Linked DNA regions of Homo sapiens: region 1 is linked to region 2. Evidence: read pairs that join two places in POLR2A ChIA-PET (ENCODE). Cell type or tissue: GM12878. All regions are shown on one strand. Links, peaks and the distances in the headings refer to the core of each region. The heading gives the core; the rest is flanking DNA.

What was found. ChIA-PET counts read pairs that join two places held together with the same protein. Peaks named below come from ENCODE experiments on the same cell type or tissue, not always from the same donor. Only the 100,000 strongest peaks of a DNase experiment are listed, where the experiment ranks them.
Region 1: POLR2A ChIA-PET joins it to region 2 with 6 read pairs; 4 of 35 experiments call an interaction of 5 or more read pairs at or near these places.

Annotation. Positions count from the first base shown.
Region 1 is chr1:25,561,454-25,564,359 of GRCh38, forward strand. It overlaps LDLRAP1 (low density lipoprotein receptor adaptor protein 1), which reads left to right. Exons shown (of 9, transcript NM_015627.3): 5 at 1,191-1,263; 6 at 1,617-1,700; 7 at 2,208-2,338. Among named protein-coding and RNA genes, the nearest start is that of LDLRAP1, 19 kb to the left of the region's middle. RefSeq lists an enhancer at 1,791-2,418. In GM12878, for the core only: no CTCF peak of the experiment used is centred there; a DNase peak (open chromatin) is centred at 1,248; H3K27ac peaks cover 1,013 bases.
Region 2 is chr1:25,483,749-25,486,654 of GRCh38, forward strand. It overlaps MACO1 (macoilin 1), which reads left to right. Exons shown (of 11, transcript NM_018202.6): 7 at 368-526; 8 at 1,865-2,047. Among named protein-coding and RNA genes, the nearest start is that of MACO1, 54 kb to the left of the region's middle. In GM12878, for the core only: no CTCF peak of the experiment used is centred there; no DNase peak of the experiment used is centred there.

The sequences.
Region 1 (2,906 bases), core at 287-2,786, 78 kb after region 2:
GTGGCCACAGGTCCATTTCTCAATTAAATTGAGTTGTCTGGGGGAGGGCAGGGAGCGGGGCTGAGGCTGGTGAGGCCTGAACTTGTAGACTTGAAAGAGGCTGGTGCTTTCTTCTCTCAGCCAGGGCTTCAGAAGGAAGCTAGATGTTTCCGGCTATAGCTACGAACTCTGGGACTTCCACTCCCAGAAGCTGAGCTGATTAACCCTGGACTGGAATGGCTGAGAGAGGAAGGTGTTGAGATGAATATGGGCTGGGGATAGGTCCTGGGTGGAATGAGGCCTGCACCTCAGGTGAATGTAATTCACCCAGCATTGTTGCCACCTCTGGGAGGCTTTGGCCTGCTCCCGAGGGCAGGGGTGTTCAGATTGATTCTTGCTTTTAGGGTGCACAAAGCTGGGGGAAACACAGGCAGGGGAGCCAGTGACACTTTCACATGCATAGTGCCAGAGGGAGGTGGGTGGGGCTCGAGGAGTCTGGGACTGGTGACAGGAGAGGTGGTGACATCTGAGTTGGGTTTGGAGGGGTGAGGGAGAGTTCCCCTGGGGTGAAGGGCCGAGGTGTGGCCCTTCCTTACAGGTGGGTTATAGCACTGACCGGTTTTGGTCCCCGGGCCTTCATTGACATCTTGCTCCTATCAGGAAATTGACAAGCCTTCTACTCTCTTTGTGGGATCCAGTTATGGTCCCAACCGGAACCTAACTTTCACCTCTCTGGCTGTGGCTCATTTGGGGCAATGGCTGGGCCCTTCCAATTCTGGCTTTTCTGTTCTCCAATTCCAAGGGCTAAGTCCACAGGTAATTAGGGAGGGTTTCTTGGAGGAAGTAAGCCTCACAGTTCATTGAATTCAGGGAAGCCCAAAGGGGAAGGAAAAGACCTGGAGAAGAACAGCCTTTGCAGGCAGGGGCCCTAGAGTGAGAGTGAGAACTTTGGTGGGGCCAGAGATAGTAAAGATGGGGACTCTACTGCCTCTGCGAGGCTATGGCCTTATGACACCCCAGGCTGCTTTGGAGACCTGGGAAGGGCCAGGACCCTGCTCTGCCCAGCAGGCATTCCAGAGCCTGGGATGGAGCTGCAGAAGCTGCAGGGAGGGAGCCAGGGGGCCTGGCCTGGAGGCCCCAGCCCTCCAGTGCAGACTTGCTCTGCCCTGGCTGACACTGCACCCCTCCCCATCCCCACTTCCTGTTTTCAGGCACAGGCTGTTACCCTCACCGTAGCCCAGGCCTTCAAAGTCGCCTTTGAGTTTTGGCAGGTGTCCAAGGAAGGTGAGACTTTGCATCTACATTGTGGGTGTGGTGGGAGGTGGGGAGACACATAAAGGCCCTGGGGTCAGACCTGGACCGACTTCCTGCCTCATCACCCACCTGGCTTGTGACTGTGAGCAGGTCCCTTCACCGCTCAGAGTCTCGGTTTTCCCATCTGAAAAATGGGAACAGCCGTCTCCCTCCCCAAAGGTGCTTGTGAGGATTAACTGACATCCGAAAGGTTTCTTTCCTCCCGGCTGGAAACCTGAAACTGCCCCTTGAGGTTGGCCACCGCTAATCACCCCTGCCCGGTGATTGCTGGGGACAGAGTGCTGGGGTCTGAGGCTCCAACATGTTGTGCCTTGGTCCTGCAGAGAAAGAGAAGAGGGACAAAGCCAGCCAAGAGGGAGGGGACGTCCTGGGGGCCCGCCAAGACTGCACCCCCTCCTTGAAGAGCTGTGAGTCCTGACGGGGAAGGGGGATTGGCCATGCGGTGTTGGGGTTGCGCTTCACCCAGGGGGGTCCCACTCCTGCCTGGGCTGGGAGAGCCTCTTGGTTTTTCACTTGTGTTTTGTTAAATAAATAATACACGTTCATTACAGATCAATTAGAAAATGTAGATAAGGGGAAGAAATAACTCATTTTAGTACATTTTCTTCTAGATATGTCCCTATGCAAATATATAAATATGCGTCTATCTTTCTATATACTTAACATAGTATTGTGTGGTTGCTTAAGAAAACTTAACTATTGTGAATACAAAAGTTTCAGTCTAAGCCATTAGTCAGGTTCTCACTCTGTGGGCAGCTGCGCATCTGCTGTGGGGAGGTGCCAGGGCCGGGCTCTGCTGGGAGGCCTGGGCAAGGCCACATCAGAGGGGAGGGTCAGGGCCAGGACAGCCCAGGGAGGGGGCCAGGAAGGAAGAGGCTGATCTCCCACTGACAACCTGACCGGATCCCTCACAGTGGTCGCCACTGGGAACCTGCTGGACTTAGAGGAGACAGCTAAGGCCCCGCTGTCCACGGTCAGCGCCAACACCACCAACATGGACGAGGTGCCGCGGCCACAAGCCTTGAGTGGCAGCAGTGTTGTCTGGGTGAGTGGTTGTGTGGCCAGCAGATCGGTGATCCTCAGCCTGACCTCTGGGTGAGCCTGGGGCTGCTCCAGGGACCAGGCCCTGGGACCCGTGACTTGTGGGCCTCTGGGAGGACCAGACCCAGCCCGGTAGTGCCCAGGCGCAGGATAGGGGATGAACAATGTCCCTTTTGAACCTGAGGCTGCATCCCCAACAGGCTTGGCTCCCAGCACAGCTGTCTCCTCACAATGCTTGGCCTCTTGGCCTGAGCGTCCACGGCTCTGCCCACCACAAGACCAGCCAAAGGCGCCCTTGTTCTTGGTGTGGCAGAGCTCGCTCCTACCACCCCTCCCCCTCAGCCGCCTGAATGAGGACCCAGAGACTTGGGCAGTCACCAGCTTGGTCCCTGACTCCCTCAGGGACTCAGGGCAAGCCCCCTGACCTCTCTGTCTCAGCTTTTTCATCTCAGTAAGGGTGATGACCTCTGCCAACGGAATCTCCCCGAGGAACCTGAAATTTAATTTTAATTTTTCATTTGGAAATAATTTCAGACTGTGTTACAAAATTAGTACAGAGAATTCCTGTTCAC
Region 2 (2,906 bases), core at 150-2,649:
TATTTCCCTTGCTGAGGGCATGAAAAGCCACCAGAAGGGAGCCTTTAGTCTTCAGCCACCCTCTCTGCTGTCCCTTTCTCCTTTATCAGCAGCTCGGATGGATATTCACAAGCACCATACTCACCTGTCACTATTCATAAACAGGGGGAAGTTGAAAGTTACACCCCAGTAGGAAGAGGTAGGGACCCAGGTGGAATCATTCAACAAAATTAACCCAGTTGCAGACAGGAGTCCTCATCATGGCAGGAACTGCCAGCGGGGTCCTTTTTCTGCCATTCACCCAGCAGTCCAGGACCCCCACCAGGTCCCTCCCAGCTCTGTGGGTGCCCTCACCTAGATGAAAATGCTGCATTTCTCATTCTCCTAGGCTGGAACAAGACATTAAAAAGTTAAAGGCTGACCTGCAAGCCAGCAGACAAGTGGAACAAGAGCTCCGCAGTCAGATCAGCTCCCTTTCGAGCACCGAGCGAGGGATCCGCTCAGAAATGGGCCAGCTTCGGCAGGAGAACGAGCTGCTGCAGAACAAGTACGTGCACCTTTCAGGCCTTTGGCCGTAAGCCCGGCAGCTTCACTGCTTCTCCTGTTGCCAGGGGTTGGAGCACAAGATTTATGGTGACAGAGACCTGCTGAGAGGTTTTTAAATAAAATGTTTAAAATACTTTATTTAGTACCAGATATTCAACATGTTTATAAAATCTATAAAAACTTATTTCATTGCCACAAAACAGTTTATTAATATTACTGTTTTTGTCTTCTCTCATTTAATAACTTCTTAGTTTAAAATAGTTATTGAGTTTTTGGATAGTAAAATTGACAAGAAGTAGTTCTGTCACATTTTGAAAATTTTGCTCCTTTGAGTGAAAATTTCTAGAGGATTTGACTATATTTACTTTTATTTCCAGAACTAAAAGATGACATTGAACTTTGATTTTATTTGAAAAGGCAGGCAGAAAGCCAGGTCTTCTGTGTGAATTCATTTAGGCTTTTGATTAGTTCATTCTGGAATTACTTCTTAACTCAGTGTAGGTCTGTCCTTTTTTCTTTTTTTAAATCTCCCAGCAATGTGTGCCCGTGGTAGTGATGATCATTACAGGCTGTTGGCTTTCTGGGCTTTCCCTGTTGAAAGAGGAGTTCAACATTTTTAAGGAATGTAACTCAAAAGCTAGGGCATTACAGGCAAATAACCTCTCCATTGCCTCTGACCAGCATTTGTGGTGGTTCTAGCATTGATATGTAGAGAACATCCCAGTGATAAACTCACCTCATGCTGATAGGTAAAGCTGGGGGTGGTAGTAAGCAGGAAATATGGCTGAAATTTCTATCTGAAATTAAGCATCCTGTGACTCTAAAAGAGGATTTGGGGACACTGTGAGCAAACATCCTGAGCTGGAAAGGAAAAGCTGTAGTAGGCTACAGCAAAATTGTATTCAGGAAAAATAAAAACCTTCCCCTTTCCACCCCTTACCTTAGTTTCACTGGGGCTGGTCCCATCAGTGGTTCTTTGGTGGGACTGAAGTTCTTTCAGGGTGCTCTGGAACATTAGAATTAGTTCTACAATTATCTTCCCCTCTGTTCAAAATTTGTTTTACCCTGTTTTCTGGATGACCTTTTGTAGATCACTTACTTGAACAGAGCAGAGGCTAGGTCTTAATCTCTGTTTTGTAAGGCAGCTTGTTTATTGGTGTTTAGGAATTATTAAAGAATAACAGTGTGTTTTCCTCAGGCATTCTGGGCATTGACATTTTTGATTTGCTGTTCAAACCTCCTGTTTAATTGGCCTTAAGGTGATAAAGAGATGTTTCTCAAGGGTTTATAGTGGGCATTTGTAATTTTAAGACTTTATATGACAATCATTTCCATATAGGTTACATAATGCTGTGCAAATGAAGCAAAAAGACAAGCAGAATATCAGCCAGTTGGAGAAAAAGCTAAAAGCTGAGCAGGAAGCCCGAAGTTTTGTAGAGAAACAGTTAATGGAAGAGAAAAAGAGGAAGAAGTTAGAAGAAGCCACTGCTGCCCGGGCTGTTGCGTTTGCTGCTGCATCTAGGTATGTCCATGTCACCTGAGTGTTTAATCCAAGGTTGGCTTTCCTTTACCAACAAAGACATGGGAATTTGGTGCCTTGGGCAGGATTGGACGTACAGCAATCATGCACGGATGGATTGCTTTTAAGTACTGTTTTATTAACTGGTTTAAACTCCATGTGTGCAAGCTTGCACTATCTTATAACAGCTTTATCCCTCAGTGACCTCATCTATAAAGTGGGATGAGGGAATCACCATGTTTCCCATACCTGGGAGGCAAAGTACTGCTCATAAAAAGGTTTCCAGTCACTTTTTGTCAGACTGATGATTACTAAATGCATTGAGAGATTCTATCTGGAAGTTCGTTCCCTTTAGAGAGCTATCATTACTCTCCACTCTTAGGTATATGTGTTTCTGAAGTTTTTATCTTAAAATGGAAGAAAGATAAAATCTTGGTTGCCCAAGCACTGTGTACTGGCTGCTCAAATGGATATCAGCAAACTGTCAAATGAAATGGAAAAAAAAAGTGAAACATAAGTCTCTACTAGATGGAATTACATTTATGGCATAATGAAAATTGGGGACTACCTCCTATACCACTGGAAAGTACCCCTGTGTGCAAGTATTCCAAAAACTATTAGATAGTTAAGAGCTTTTTTTTTCTTTTTGCTTCTACTTCACTTATCACTTTTTCCTTTGTTTTCTTGACTAGTGAAGTCCCTCTGCATGTGGGAATCAGTTAGGTGTTTGCAGATATAGAGCGAGGGTAAATTATTATTTATTTCACTTTTAAATTCCATCCTAATTTGTATCTACGTGGTATAATTCAACTGTAATTTTTCCTTGAATTTTGCTTTGTCGTAATTAAAGTTAAGTAATTTA